2 separate regions of the Homo sapiens genome follow, and region 1 is linked to region 2. A link is a contact called in ENCODE Hi-C or POLR2A ChIA-PET data. All regions are on one chromosome and are shown on one strand. The core of a region is the stretch at or near the end of the contact, and the rest is flanking DNA. Distances in the headings are between cores, read along the strand shown.

What was found. A loop is a pair of places that touch in the nucleus more often than their neighbours do. ChIA-PET counts read pairs that join two places held with the same protein, here RNA polymerase II (POLR2A). Pooled maps may share reads with other maps.
Region 1: a loop to region 2 is called in a pooled map, with 4 times the contacts of the local background. The contact joins the promoter of OXNAD1 here to the enhancer-like site in region 2. A Hi-C loop is called at or near these places in 3 of 37 single-sample maps with no recorded cell type and 3 of 50 pooled maps. POLR2A ChIA-PET finds 5 or more read pairs at or near these places in 3 of 52 experiments (MCF 10A, OCI-LY7 and WTC11).

Annotation. Positions count from the first base shown.
Region 1 is chr3:16,263,696-16,266,574 of GRCh38, reverse strand. It overlaps OXNAD1 (oxidoreductase NAD binding domain containing 1), which reads right to left and starts at 1,363. Exons shown (of 9, transcript NM_138381.5): 1 at 1,070-1,363. DPH3 (diphthamide biosynthesis 3) reads left to right here and starts at 1,632. Exons shown (of 3, transcript NM_206831.3): 1 at 1,632-1,806; 2 at 2,346-2,420. The coding sequence starts at 1,699. RefSeq lists an enhancer at 1,491-1,800.
Region 2 is chr3:17,193,854-17,196,850 of GRCh38, reverse strand. The region is part of intron 19 of TBC1D5 (TBC1 domain family member 5); the gene reads left to right. Among named protein-coding and RNA genes, the nearest start is that of PLCL2-AS1, 140 kb to the right of the region's middle. RefSeq lists a silencer at 254-303 and an enhancer at 484-593. Within about 2 kb of position 1,435, at least 5 of the 41 ENCODE cell types and tissues checked have a DNase peak (open chromatin) inside an H3K27ac peak, as active enhancers do; they include OCI-LY7, where a contact is called at or near this core.

The sequences.
Region 1 (2,879 bases), core at 114-2,613, 930 kb after region 2:
CTGGAGTGCAGTGGCGTGATCTCAGCTCACTGCAATCTCTGCCTTCCAGGTTCAAGAGATTCTCCTGCCTCAGCCTCCTGAGTGGCTGGGATTACAGGCACACCACCACACCTGGCTAATTTGTGTATTTTTTAGTAAAGACGGGGCTTCATCATGTTGGTCAGGCTGGTCTCGTATTCCTGACCTCGTGATCCGCCCTTTTAGGAATAAATGTAAAGTTTAGTAGTCATTGTAATGTTTTCTTCAAAAGTGCACAGGGATATATTATGTATATGTGTTACGTAAATGTAAACTAAATGTTATATATCATTGCTGAACCAAGTAAAGCTCATAATTTCCGTGCAAAAGTGGAACATTACATCTAAAAAGGATCTTATATCATCTCTACTCCAATCCTTTCTTAGAAGAGGAAATAAGGCCCAAAGAATGTAAATATCCAGTTGCCAGAGGTAATCAACAACTCAAGATTCCGATCCCAGATCTTCTCTCGAAAGTGCTTTTTCACTACAATGCATTTCTTCTCTACTAAGATATTAAAATGCCTAGTAATTAAGTAAGACCCAATGTAATCGGTTTTACCAAAACAGGCACTAGCACTGCTTTCAAGACAAAAATGCCTTTTATCTGCATTTCGCTTCAAGGCATACATAGGCCTCACACTGATAAACCTGCCTACTGACACCATTTCTTTCACAACGAAAAAACTGGTACTCACATAAGTAATTTGTTCCTGGGCTTTGGAGACAGACAAGCTCTTCATTATTTCCCAGGTGTATGATTTTAGTCAAGATGCCCAACTCTCTGTACCTCAGTTTAAAGATTAATAAAATGGAATAACATGTAAACTCCTAGAGTTGACAATTCCACTTAGTGCAATAGCTGGCACATAACTTCCCAATAATAAAAGGTGATGTTATTACTATTACTAAAAATCATCGTCGTTAATAATGTTATAAGCCTGGCAAACAGAAGACTAGAACTCAATCCCTGCCTTCCAGGGCTTGGTCCTTTCAGCAACACAATTTAGGGTATTTTAAGGCGTCTGGGGTGAGGAAGAAGCGGAATGTACCTGCAGCCAGGAATTAACAAGCTGACCGTCGCCCTGGGCTCAAGGTCACTCGGTGAAGCGAAATTCTACGGGAACTGTTCGTCCGTCACCAGGAAGGGAGGTCGAGGAGGCTAAGCTGCTCTCGCCTCCCCACCCCGCCTTTCCCGAGGGCCGGGAGGCTGCTACCTAGCACCTGCTGCAGCCTTCAGCGGGCTATTTAAGGCGTTAAAGCAGACGATAAGAAGCAGGGAAACTTTCCCCGCTGGCACCTAGCTTGCAGACCCGGCCACGTTTAGTTGCAGGCGCCTGGAATACTCCGCGGTCCCAGACGTGACGTAGCAGCGCGGGCGAGCCCCACATTCTATTGGTCGCTGCCGCCCAATAGGAGGAGCGGTGCGCGACCCCGCTGAGCAAGCTTTCAGTCTTCCCAGTGTCTCCGCCCCTAGTTCAGCCATCTCCATGGTGACCGCTACCGGTTATCCATTTGGCCGCGCAGGGCGGAGTTGCGTCATTGCCTATGCGCCGGAAGGGCTAGTCCTTGCCCGGCGCGACCTGATGATGCCGAGCCCAGGCCGGTTCCGGCGAAGTTAAACCCTCGGAGCTGGCCTCGGACTGCTGGGGCGTTACCCCTTCGGCCACCCCCGCTGACCATGGCAGTGTTTCATGACGAGGTGGAAATCGAGGACTTCCAATATGACGAGGACTCGGAGACGTATTTCTATCCCTGCCCATGTGGAGATAACTTCTCCATCACCAAGGTAACTTCAGGGTCCCGCCCGGCGGTTCACCCAAGCAAGCGCAGTTTGGTTCCGCCCGTTCCTTCCATCATTGGGTAGCCTTTGCTGCGCTGTGTCACCCACGCCCTCTTTCCCGTTGCTGAATCTTCCTCCTCCCGCGTCCCCCCACCCCAACTAATGCCCTGAGCTCTCTCGGTAGGCACGCAGTTCTGGCCTTAGATTAGGTCAGGGAGAGGGTGGCGGAGAGCCTCTGTCTCTCTGCCCGATCCCTGCCTTAGGGTCCCAACCTGGGATATTTCTGTCGAGGAGGGGACTCGTTTTTTGTTTCCCAGGGCTTTTGGGGCGACCGAAGCTCGCCTGACCTTCCTAGGTGTTTCCCCTAAGTGACGCTTCTAGGGGAAAATGATGTCGGCATTTCTCGCTGAAGGCCCTGGGGTTCTCACCCACCTTGGGGGGAAGGCAAGCCACCAAGAGACTTGCATCTAGGGGTGGGATAGGTTTGGGGGAGGAGATGGCGAAGAGAAGCTATCCTGACCACATGGTATTTGATTTCGTTGTAGGAAGATTTGGAGAATGGGGAAGACGTGGCAACGTGTCCTAGCTGCTCTCTCATTATAAAAGTGATTTATGACAAAGTAAGGGATATAATTTTAAAACGGGGGAAGGGTATTGTAAGTCAGTGGCAAGGACTTAGATCAGCTTGTCAGTGATGAGTGCAGGAGAATGTTTCATTGTGCTAGGTAAAGTGCGGTATTTTTTTAGGCAGGTTTTAAACACCATTGATAAACAGCCGAATAGTAAATTAAAACGTTTAAAGTTCAGATTACGTAATTTATTTTAGCTTTAGAGATAAATCTAGCTTTAGTGAAAATTATTATTTATTAAATAGAAAGTATATAGATTATTTTAGTGGACAATTTTTTATATTTCTCTTCTATTTAATATGTAATTAAAATTGTTTAGAGCTGCTAGACTTACTTTGAAGGGAACAATTGTATGGTATTTCGTGCTGGCTTATACACAGAATTCTGCATTATCTTGTTTGAGATATAATTCCTAGGTGCAGCTTTACAATTTCATTTTAGTCTTTAGTT
Region 2 (2,997 bases), core at 186-2,685:
ACAAGCATTATAACGGAACTGACTCTATACAGTTCATGACATGCAGCTTCTGGATTTGGCGAGTTGGAGGAATGAGAATATAGAAAGGTTACACTCTACATAATTTTCTTGTTCTCAAGTAACAAACCCATGTTAATTAGAAATTTTAGAGTTAATCCATTTTATTAATGGTCAACATATACCCAAAGTATTTCACGACACCAACGTGTGCATCGTGTATGTCTGACTCATATGCTTTGACTCCTCATCAGAATTCTGCAGGAGCCCTTCTCCCTAGGATAAATCCCTCAATTTTAAGGTATGCCCTGTAGGGCCCTTTACAGTCTCACCCTGTTCAGCCTTATCATTAGTCCTCCCTCTTACTCCTCCCCAGCCCCTCAGGAATGCATAGCTGTTTCACTTCCCTTAAACCAAGCATGCTTTCTCATACTTCTGTGTTGTTTCCCTTCACTGTCTCTTCTGACCAGAGTGATTGATGTAGCCACAAAATAGAGTCCCTTCCAGTCTCAGCCCAAGCACCTTGTGTCCCATGGAGCCTTCTCTGCTAGGAGCTTTCAGCACTTGTAATAAGTAGCTGGGGCCCTAGTTAAGCTGCAGATTTCAGAGCCCCTCCCCAAACCTAAAGCAGCAGCATCTTGAGATGGAGGGTGTCCTACGTAATCTGCAAATGTTTCCCGTTTTGAATGTCAGAGAACTACTTGTGTTTACTTATAAGGCTCTTGCAGGCGCTTGTCACTGTATCTTCTGTGCCAGATATTGTGTCTGGCACTCAGTAAACGTTTAGGAATAAATGAATGCTGTTGAGGGTTTTGTGTGTTGTGCAAGTATTGAGATGTCTTAGGCTTTGCTCTGGCGTCCTCTAGAGCCTGAAAAGTTGCTTCATTTCTCAGCAGCATTTACCAACCACTTATTTAAAAAGCTAATAGGAATTGTTGGTATTTAGTGAGAGATGGGGTATAACTTAAGGGATGAACTAACAAAAGTATGATAGGCATATGAATAAACCAGGCAATTTAGAGAATTATTTCCTTCTCACCTTTTTTTCTTTCCAGAAGTCTCAGAAGTGGTAATGTTTATGTTAAAAAAAAAAAAAAAAGAAAGAAATATCAAGGCTGTTCCAAAACTTACTTGCTTTTACCAGTTGTTACTTAAAGTAGTTCTTAAACTGTACTTGATCCTCAGCTTGGATTTGCTGCAGGGTACGGTTTTTTGTCTGTCTCTATTGGGACATTATAGAGGTCAGTTAGCCCAGAGAATAAGTTGTGCAAGTGTGTACATTTCATCTTCACACGGATCAATTAGCTTTGTCATAAGAAAAACAGTCTTGGCTCAGGCCCTTCTATCTGGGCCAGCCATTGTGCAGATGCCTACCCTTGGTGCCAGGAACAGCAAGGGAGAGCACGCAGATGGTTTTGCCCAGCCAGCATTGCTATGAGAAACTCAGCTGGAGGCCCTGGTGCTGGCTGGCTGGTTTCATCAGTTGGTCTTATCACGTGTAAGTGGGGAGGGGGAAAACCCTTGTTAAGTAGAGTAACATCTGTGTTTATTGTCCTGGTGGAGGAGAGAACTACATGGGTTTCCAAATGATTGGTCAGGTTGCCTAATTATAAAAACACAACACAGAAATGACAGCATAAAAGCCCAAAAGATGGGAGCATTTCTCCACAAATGCCATTTAATTAGACTCCCATACATAAGCACTTCTAGGAGACACCTTTTATACCTTTTGAATTTTTACAGGGCTAAGAAGACATACCATATGCATATAATTATTTTAAACTGCAGTTATAGGACTTTTGCAAATAATGAGGTTTGTAACTCTGCAAGTGAGGTTTTATTCTTCCTCTGGTTACACCTATGTGAAGTTGGTCCTAATTAAAGGTTTTATTTCAATTTCCAGTATATTTATTCCAGATTGTAAGCTTATTTACTTTACTTTAGATATTTGTAGCACATGATCCTGTTTTCTGGCACCGTTCTTGTCTTTTCTGTTTACTTTATTATTTTTTGTAGGCAACTTCTAGGAAAGCAAAATTAGATTAAAATGGCTCACAATGTTAAAATGGCAGTAGGTATAAAAGCATGTTTCTAAAGGCTAAAAGTTCTTAATAAATATTACTTATGATTTTTTCAGAAATCATATATTCAGAAAGATATCTTCTGAAAATCAGGGATGAATTTAAATACCATGAATTATGGAAGTATTTTTGCCATTTCCTTTTCATTGCATTTTATGTTTGAAAAGCATCTTTTATTCTCTGATACTTAATACACAGCCTTTGTCAAAAGTTACAGAAGAGAGCATGCATAATCCAATAAAATTAATTCATATTTCACTTGTTTTTAATGAGAAATTGTATAAATGTTTGTGTTTACAATAGAATAAACTGATATCTAATGGTCTAAGAATTAGCTCTAAATAGAATAATAGAGCTACTCAGTACAAAACTAACTCAGGGAGATTGGAAGGCTCTCCTGGAAGCTTGTCACCCTGCTTCTCTCCCCGCTGCATCCTACTCCATGTTGAGAAGAGGTCTTTCGGACTGTCACCAAATACGCTTCTAACCATGCAGCCATCTGTTAAAATTGCCTTAGATCAGATAGATAGTAAAGTACTTCACAGCCTTCCTAGAATGACGGGAAGAGATATTCAGAAGTAAATATTAATAGAAGGTTAGCGTGAGATGAGTTATTTAAATCCTTGCCATCCAAATTGTGGTCCATGGACCAGCTGCATCCCATCCCCTGGGAGATTGTTAGAAATGCAGAATCTTAGGCCCCAACCCAGACCTACTAAATCAGACTCTGCATTTTAACAAGATCCCCAGCTGATTTTTATTCATATTAAAGATCGAAAAAATTGATATTAATAACATTAATTGAATACCAAATAAGGAATGAGATTTTCTACATATAAAGCAAGCTTCAAATATATCCTAGTGTGAGCATGTTCTCCTTGTAAATGGTGGCTAAGTGCTAATAGTTATAGAACACCTT